Regions from separate parts of the Homo sapiens genome. Here region 2 is linked to region 1. A link is a loop called in an ENCODE intact Hi-C map of the cell type or tissue named here. Cell type or tissue: OCI-LY7. All regions are shown on one strand. Each heading gives the region's core, and the rest is flanking DNA. Links, peaks and the distances in the headings are about the cores only. Region 1 overlaps LOC105373188 (a long non-coding RNA gene). Region 2 has its middle 5.2 kb from the start of PPP1R2C.

Evidence for each region. Hi-C counts contacts between places; a loop is a spot of excess contacts. Peaks named below come from ENCODE experiments on the same cell type or tissue, not always from the same donor. Only the 100,000 strongest peaks of a DNase experiment are listed, where the experiment ranks them.
Region 2: it touches region 1 in a loop (9-fold over the local background); 1 of 110 quality-filtered maps calls a loop at or near these places.

Annotation. Positions count from the first base shown.
Region 1 is chrX:42,941,580-42,945,976 of GRCh38, reverse strand. It overlaps LOC105373188 (a long non-coding RNA gene), which reads right to left. Exons shown (of 5, transcript XR_949037.3): 5 at 921-1,437. Among named protein-coding and RNA genes, the nearest start is that of PPP1R2C, 170 kb to the right of the region's middle. RefSeq lists a silencer at 1,410-1,469. In OCI-LY7, for the core only: a CTCF peak has its summit at 2,383; DNase peaks (open chromatin) are centred at 1,496, 1,626, 2,116 and 2,846; H3K4me3 peaks cover 3,020 bases; H3K27ac peaks cover 4,000 bases.
Region 2 is chrX:42,770,770-42,775,166 of GRCh38, reverse strand. No RefSeq gene overlaps it. Among named protein-coding and RNA genes, the nearest start is that of PPP1R2C, 5.2 kb to the left of the region's middle. In OCI-LY7, for the core only: no CTCF peak of the experiment used is centred there; a DNase peak (open chromatin) is centred at 2,126; H3K4me3 peaks cover 525 bases; H3K27ac peaks cover 2,315 bases.

The DNA of each region.
Region 1 (4,397 bases), core at 201-4,200:
CTCACTTACTTCGTCATTTGATTCAAATCTCTACTTACAGATAATCTTTAGTGGACTTTGAATACTTGATATAAAGTATCTTGAAGTAAATACTTGATATAAAGTATAAAGACCTGAATACTTGATATAAAAAGGCATGAGCATTCCTCTGTATAACTCTCCATCCTTTTGCCCAGTCATATTTTTCCTCCTAACACTTGTCACAACTATATGTGTGTATATATATTTGTTTATTGATTCACTGAAGGCTTGTTTCTTGAGAATAGATTGTCTATTTTATTCTTTGTCTATAGAGAGCACCTAGAAGAGTGCCAGACACATGGTAACAGCTCAACAAGTGCTTGTTAAGTGACTTATATAAATTGCATGAAGCCTCAGAAAGGTTCTGGGAAATCTTAGAGAAAAATTTGAGAGAGCCTTACTATAAATGAAGTAAATGCTCAGAATCTTCTCAAAAGAGAAGCTGAAAGCTTTTATTCTGGCTCAAGAGTTGATGCTGCTTTGCTGAATTGCTGAGATAAATGTCTCTGTGGTGCATTTAAAATGTTGACTATCCTAGATTACTTGAAAAATACTTCCATCCAGTTACCTATAATCTTTCCTGGGACAATTATCAAATGTGCTTGTTAACATTAAATTTATCTTTCTGTTAAATGTTTTGCATTAGCTGTGATCATTTTTGAATAGACAAAGGGTCATACATTGTGCCAGACAAATTCTTTTTCTATCTCATCAGTGAAGAAAAAATTTCTATCCGTACATGACATACTTTGGATTTGTGGAGTTTTGAAGTTTCTACATATTTAATATGATTTTAATCCATTTAAGCTCATAATTTATTTTGTAGTCAGTCTTTGGAACCACACATTCTCCCAGCTTGGATAATATTTTCATTTGAGTATGGACATAATTTGGATCCTACTTTGAGCAAACTATCTTGTAATGGCTTTCTCATATGTCACCTTGTCTAGGCTGAATTGCATTTCCCAGAATTTTTTCTCTTGTTTGTTTTGAGTTGAGGTAAGACATAGGGAAGATTCTTGAGACATTTAGAGGCTGAAAGAGAAGCAGTGGCCATTTTGTGGCTCACACATATTGTTGCTGATCTGTAGATTCACCCTACTGGTGTGAAGCAGCATCTGATTCTGTGGCTGCTCTACCTGCCGCTGATATTCTTTCAGCTTCTCAGACTCCTAGACCAGGGGTGTGTGTTTCACTTTGTGACAAAGGGCCCCACTTCTGCTGGATACCCTCATTACCAAGGTTAGAGGCAACAAGAATGAACACAGGTTTTAGTCCTTCTCCACGGAGTTCCAGCTTAAGCTTGTTGGTTCCAGCCTGCTTGTGTTTTTCCTTTTCTGACTGCCATCCCTGTGATCTTGAAGCCTCAGCATCATGTGTGAGAAAACAGCCATACAGAGACTGCTTAGCCAGCTCCTACAATTGCATAAGGCCAATTCCGTATAACCAATTTCTCTCTCAGATAGAGGAAGAGATACATATAGCTATAAATAAAAATATAGATAATATAGAGATACCAGTAGTTCTCAGCTGGAGGCAATTTTCACCCTCAGGGAACATTTGGCAGTGTCTGCATACGTTTTTGGTTGTTACAACTTGGTGGAGGGTAGAGAGTTGTGCTACTGGCATATAGTGAGTAGAGGCCATAGATAAACCCACAATTCACAGGACTGTCCCCCACCCTCACACCCCAACAAAGAATTATCCAGCCCAAAAGTCAATAATGCCACTCTGCAGAATATCTGATATAAATATAGAGATCTAGATAGATACTAGTTTTTGCTTCTCTGATTAAATGCTAACTGATACAGATTTTAATACCAAGAGTGGTTCCAGGGGGATAGAATCTTAAGTATGAATTCTCTGACTTGGTTTTGAGTCTTCTCTAATATGATTAAATTTAAAAGCACTAATGAGTCTACTTCTAGCAGTAAGAAGGGCACTGGTAGTCAATGGCATGATGTGGCAATAGAGATACACAAAATATCCCCACTGGTTACTGTTAGGGTCCACCCAACTGGACTGTTTCCCCCTCCCATAGATCTAAGCCCCAAAGGCCAAAAGCAAAACACCCTACCCCAAACCCTCCTGTAACTGTTTGACCAGAGGCCAGCTGCTCCAGGATGTGGTTAAGACATCTACCTTGCACAACAGAACTGGCAAGAAAAACATCTCCAGGAAGTGGTCAGACACCTGGCACAAAGGACCCCCCCCCCGCCCCGTCTCTTTTCTTTTTCCTTCACCTTGACCCAGTTCTACACCCTATAAAACCTTGCTATAGCCTGTAAGTGGGGCTGCCTCCTCTGCTTTTGTCAAGAGGTGGCCTGGCAGGACTGACAATAAATCAGCTTGCCTGAACTTGGGTCTATTGGCCTCATTCCTTTCTCGGCCATCCTTCCAATTATCCCTTACAGTTACTCCTAATCAAACACTTACAGAAGACAAGGTTCTGGGTGACCATGTATTTGATGCCTTAGCACATTTTAGTCAAACCAAGGAGTACAATGAGGTTGGCTGTTTGCTCCTAACTGCGTGGGAGAAAGTAGGGAAAGGATAGGCTCGGGAATTTGAATTATCAGCTCAAAGTCCACATAAAGAAACTGAAAGCTTCTGTTTGCCCTGAAAGAAATTCTTATCTTCCTTCCATAGCCACAGGGCCCTGAAAACCAAAATTCAGAGTCTCCGCCCTGCCAGTGGCTGAATGATGCAAAGTGATTTCTCAGCCTTGTAGCCTCTGTATGAATATAAAGCTGGAATGGGATCCTATGGGCAGATTCTCACAAAGCTGGGGACTCTAACCCCTGAGTTCTGCTGAGCCTTTTTTGCCAGTAGAAGCAGCCTTTCTACTCCTGTCTTGAGAAGATTGGCCCTCCTTTGCCTGCCTTTCCTGAGGTAGTTGACTGGTAAGGCACTGCTGATCCTCTTTAAGACCTACCCCCACCACCTCTCTTTGCTTCTAAACCTATAACTTACCTGAAGTCCCAGCGGGCTCAGAGGGGTAAAGTACAAAGTGTAACCCATGAGGAGCTGCTATGCATACCAAAAGCATTGTACAGTTTTATCACTTTATATAGTCAGAAACCTGGGGGATATGCATAGGAATCAATTTTAAAGATATGGAGTCAAAGTGAAAGGAAAATGAAGTTGGATTGGGCAGAATTAGTTGATATGGGCCTGTATTCATCAGCTTGGCGTGCCATAACAAAATACCATGGGCAGGGTGGCTTAAATAACAAAAAAATTATTTTCTTACAATTTTGGAGGATTGAAGTTCAAGATCAAGGTGCCAACAGGCTTAGTTTCTGTGGAGGGCACTTTCCAGCTTGCAGATGGCTACCTTCTTACTGTACCTTCACATGGTCTTTCCTCTGGGCATTCACGTGGAGAGAGAGAGAGACAGCGCTGATGTCTCTTCCTTTTCTTATAAGGACATCAGCCCTATGGAATTAAGGCCTCACCCTTATGACCTCATTTTACTTAATTATCCCCATCTCCAAATATAGTCACATTGGGGGTTAGGGTTTCAACATACACATTTTGGGGAGGAGGCAACAATGCAGTCCATAACAGGGCCAACTAAGCAAATATTCTAGATTCAGTGTTTCAGGTTGAGGGGCTTGACAGTTTACTTGGTTGGTTGGCTGAAACATGGACCCAAAAGTGACCTACAATAAATGAAATCAAAATATGCCAGAACTTTTGGGGTATACTGTAGAGGAAGATATCTAAAGGCTTAGAAACATTTGAATGTTGGAGTGTCTTTATCATATAAGACCTACTCATTCACCTTGAGAGGGCTCTCAGAACACACCCTTTACCCTGGCTATGAGAAATAAATCTGTAAGGGGAGCTCCAGCATCCTTGATGAGCTTTGTGCTGACTATTCATTATAGACCAGAAATTATCATGGGAACTGCTACCATAAACTAGGATCCCTAAATGTAATAACAATGATAGACTCTTGAGACGACAAAGGCCAAGTGGCAGTGGCAGCACTTAATTGCCTTTGTAAATTGAATTGTGTTCCCTCAAAAAGATATGTTGAAGTCCTAGCCCCCAGTATTTGTGAATGTGACCTTATTTGAAAATAGGATCTGTGTAGATATAATTAAATTAAGATGAGGTTGTAATGGATTAAAGTGGTCTTTAATCTAATGACTGGTGTCCTCATAAGAGGGAAATTTAGACATAGAGATGCACAGGAAGAATGCTGTGTCATGACGAAGGCAGAGGTTGGAGCAAAGCAGTTGCAAGCCAAGGAATGCCAAGGATTGCCAGCACTCATCAGAAGCTAGAAGAGAGGTATGGAATAGATTCCCTTTCAGAGCCTCAGAAAGAACCAACCTTGCTAACACCTTGATTTCAGCCTTCTAGCC
Region 2 (4,397 bases), core at 323-4,322, 170 kb after region 1:
AGGAAGAACAGACATAATGGTTTATTTTTGCCAGATCTCACATAACATCATGTTATAATTTATTAAATTATTTATTTATACACTAGGTGCCAAGGCTCTGTGCCTGCCTTCAAGGAGATACCAGTTTATGGATGGGAGAGCTCAGCCATGTCACCAGGTCATTTCTATACTGTGCAAGAGTGCTTTACAGAGGTCCTCGAGGGACATCACCTAAGGTCTTGAAAGGCCTTCACTTGGAGTTGATATCGAGGATAAGACCTAGAGGAGACATGAAATTTAACCAAGTGACGAGAGGTAGACTCATAGAAGTTAGCATTCCAGATGTAGGTAAGGAGATGTAGTTCCTTTGGGGAGCTGCAAGGTATTCTCTATGGGAGAATGCATAGGACTAAAGAGGAAAGAAAGGCTATGAAAGGATTCACATGCCACACAAAGGCAATGGGAGCCACCATTTTTAAACAGAATAGTGACATAATCAAACTCATGTTTTTGAAAGACCACTATCGCTGCAGAGTAGGGCCTGAAACCGAACAGCACAGAGGGACAAAGAGGGAGAGAGGAGCACATATGTGTGACATGGGTTACAGGAAGCTTATGGCTATAATATTCAAGTGCTGAACCTCTTACCTTGCACTCACAGCAGAGTCACACCCTGCTCTACATCAGTGCCATGCAGTGTGGCCCCCAGACTGGCTGCATAAGCAACACCCAGAAGCTGGTTAGAAGTCCTAATTCTCAGACTCCATCCCAGACCTACTGATTCAGCATCTCTAGGGCTAAGGCCTAGCGTTCTGTGCTTTAACAACCTTTCCAGGGGATTGTTCTGGATGTTCAAGTTTTTTTTTTTTTTCCTTACAAACAGAGTCTCACTCTGTCACCCAGGCTGCAGTGCAATGGCGCCATCTCGGCTCACTGCAACCTCCGCCTCCCAGGTTCAAACGATTCTCCTGCCTCAGCCCCTGGAGTGGCTGGGATTACAGGCATGTGGCATCATGCCTGGCTAATTTTTGTATTTTTAGTAGAGACGGGGTGTCACCATGTTGACCAGGCTGGTCTCGAACTTCTGACCTCAGGTGATCCACCCGCCTCAGCCTCCCAAAGTGCTGGGATTACAGGCGTGAGCCACCGCACCTGGCCAGTGTTCAAGTTTGAGAACCACTGCTTTACAATATAACTTTTTAATTAGCTGAGCTCAACTCTGTGGGACAGATCTCACTACTCATGTGTGTGCGTGTGTGTGTGTGTGTGTGTGTGTGTGTGAGATGTGTATACAATTTTGCAAAAATACATTACATTGAATGTCAGAACTACACAAAGATTTGTTGAGAAACTTTCACAAGTATGCTGCTAGATGGAAATCACAGCTATACTCAGTCTGTTCCCATCCCGCCAATGCAACCCTTTCTGTAGTCCCTCCTCCACATCTTGCTATACACTGTGCTCCTCACAGCACTGGTAGAGTTGGCATTCCCACTGCCACCCACAAAGTCCTGGGACTTTTCCATATCTTCAGCTTTCTTTGGGCTATTCCTTTTATCCAAAATATATGTCTTCCTATTTTTACTGCATGTCTTAATCAGTCTTCTACATTCAGTATAATTCATCCCGCAAACTTCTAAGTCAGAATAGTGGGTGTCTGCCTTGGGGGAGGCAGAAAAGTACAGTAAGTGACAGTGAAGGATTTGAAGTCAAAAAGATCTGGATTTGAACTCAAGCTCTGCCATATATTAGCTGAGTCACTTGAGGCAAAGCATTTCACCTCTTTAAGCCTGTTACCTTACAATCAAATGAGGATAATTATAACAATACCTTCCATTTCTGGTTGTTGAAATGATTAAATAAAAAAGTGCTAGTAAAACACAAGGCTTTTGGTAAGTATTCAGTAAGTGATAGCTATTATTATTATTCTCATCTGCACACATTTTCTCTACATCTGTTAAACCAATCATTTCTCTGACATTTCTGAATCTATCTCTCTTTTCCCACTGGACTGAGGGCCTCTTGGAGATAGGAGCTGTGCCCATGTGTCTGACATCTCTAAGCACAGTGTCTTGTACTCAACAGATGTTGTAGAACGGAACTGAGAAGTTGCACTTGAGCAGTTTTTCCTCCTGTCAAATTGTGTTCTATAATTCGTCTATAATTTACCTATTCAAATAGAGCTTGTTCCCTGAGGCTCCTCAAGTTTTAGCTCCATGAGCTGTGAGGGGCACAGGTGAAGACAAAGTGAAAAGATAACAGTCTCAAAGGGCAAGACTTGAGTGGCAGCTGCTTCAAATAACCTTCTCTTTGAGGATGTCCTTGGTGTTTTCATCATCACTAAGTCTGCAAAGTAGGAGATGAAATGGGAGGACAGCAGGCAGGATTTAGATGGAAAGCCAATCTCCATTTTAATTTTAAAATGCATTGAAACTTCTAGGACATAGCCAGGTTTATAAAAGAAAGGAATTAATTTTGTCTTGTGAATCTAGACCACAGGTAAGAACCACATTCAGTTATTTATAGCAACACATGACACTTTTATATTTGCAGAGTGTTTTTGATTCTTTTTTCCTTCTGAACTCCCTTTATTAATTACTATTGACTTTAATAGCAACATAAAACTTTTAGAGCTAGAAAAGGCCTTAAAGACCCTTTAGTCCAACTGCTTCCCATTATAGGCGAGGTTTTCTGTCTCATTAGCAGCAGAGATGAAATTATCACCCAGGGCTTATAAAGCCAAGGGGAGACTAAGTTTGTATATAGCAACAAGATCTCTCTCTTTATGTACAGGGAACCTAGATTGAAAACAGATTGAAGCATGTTTTCGAGTTGGTCTGGAGGCTGCTCTTGTATTTAGAACTCAGAAAAGCCTTCCAGAAGAGTATGACGTTTCTTAGAAAGCCTGGACTCAGACCAGCACCCAACACATCTGCTGGCTGATACTTTATCTTTTCAAGATGCCTAGAGTACACCTTGCTCTCCTGGTAACACCTGAGTGTAAGATGGTGTAAGAGAATACCAAAGATCAGTGATGTACCTGGGATAGCCCACCACCCCTGAATTCCTCATCTTCTCTGAGTCACAGAAGAGAAGGCACTCATGGTCCCCTCACTGTCTCTGTCTCCTCAGCTTCCTCATTAGTGAGATGCCAAACTACCTATTCATAGGGTTGGAGTGAGGATTTTATGAAGTCACACATGGAGAGGGCTTAGAACAACACCAGGCACATGGTGAACACCCATTCAATATTAGCTATATTTAACATTCTTCTTGTTAGCACTGTCTTGGAGCTCTGTATGGGGCAGTAACATCTATCAAAGCCAGATAGTTTTCTGCTTTTAAACCTAATATTAAACAAGGACAAATTCTACCTCTCACACATAGGCAGGATGCATGACAGGGGGTAGTACGGCAGGCCAGGTCTCACTAGCCCAGGCCTCCATAACAACTGTTTCAGCACTGACTGAGTGGTGATGTTAAATATTAAAAGCTGAGAGAGGCAGTGCCCTTATTCAAAGGCTGGAAGGTAACAAAAGCACACCAAGAGTTTTGCCCAGGCCTTTTCTGGGCCTTGAAGAATGACAAGATAACAAAGGAATTCTTAACAGGATGTGTTTAGGATTAAGCAAATTTTTATTGGGGATCTGAAGAAACTCCCCAGACCTCCACAAAAAAGTTTTATTGGTGGTCTAAAGGAACTCCTCAAACCTCCATGATTTAGCGGGAGACAAGATAAGGGTAATCACCCTGGCACCTGGACCCATCTAGATTAAGTAAATTTACTGAGGCTCCAGAGGAAGGTCTTCAAAACTCAGACCTTAGTTATAGATTAGAAGGAGTTAATCACTTATGTCTTTAGATGAATGCACACCTACACATAGACATATAGCTTAGAAGGTATATAAGCTCTAGAAAACTTTGTAATTTTGAGTTGGTCTGGTGATATTTTCCCAGCCTTCTCCATGTACCTAGTTACAGAAATAAACTCTCTTCTTTCCCAGTTCACCTGCATCTCGTTATTGGGCTGTGAGAGTAAGCAACCCCATCCTCATTTTGGTCTGGGAACAGTAGTACATTCTTCAAATCTCAGGCCAGGCTTTATGTCTGAACTGAGATTTGGCTGCTCCAAAATTAGACCTTGTAGTGAATGCAGTGATCCACCACCTAGATTCTGTAAGAGTTAAAAAAAGAGGAAAGAAACATGAAGAGTGGCTCAACAGTCAAAGACAGATTTATTTCTCCAAAATAAACCTGAGAAGGGCTTCTGACTGATTTCGGTCAGGAGCATTCTCTCTTACAGACTAAGAGTCTATATTGGTGTTAAGGTGAGAGGGCTTATCACCAGCTTGGAATGTTTCTGTGTGGGGGAGATGTTTATGGTGGGGTTGGAATATCTTTGGGTGGAGGGGAGGTTA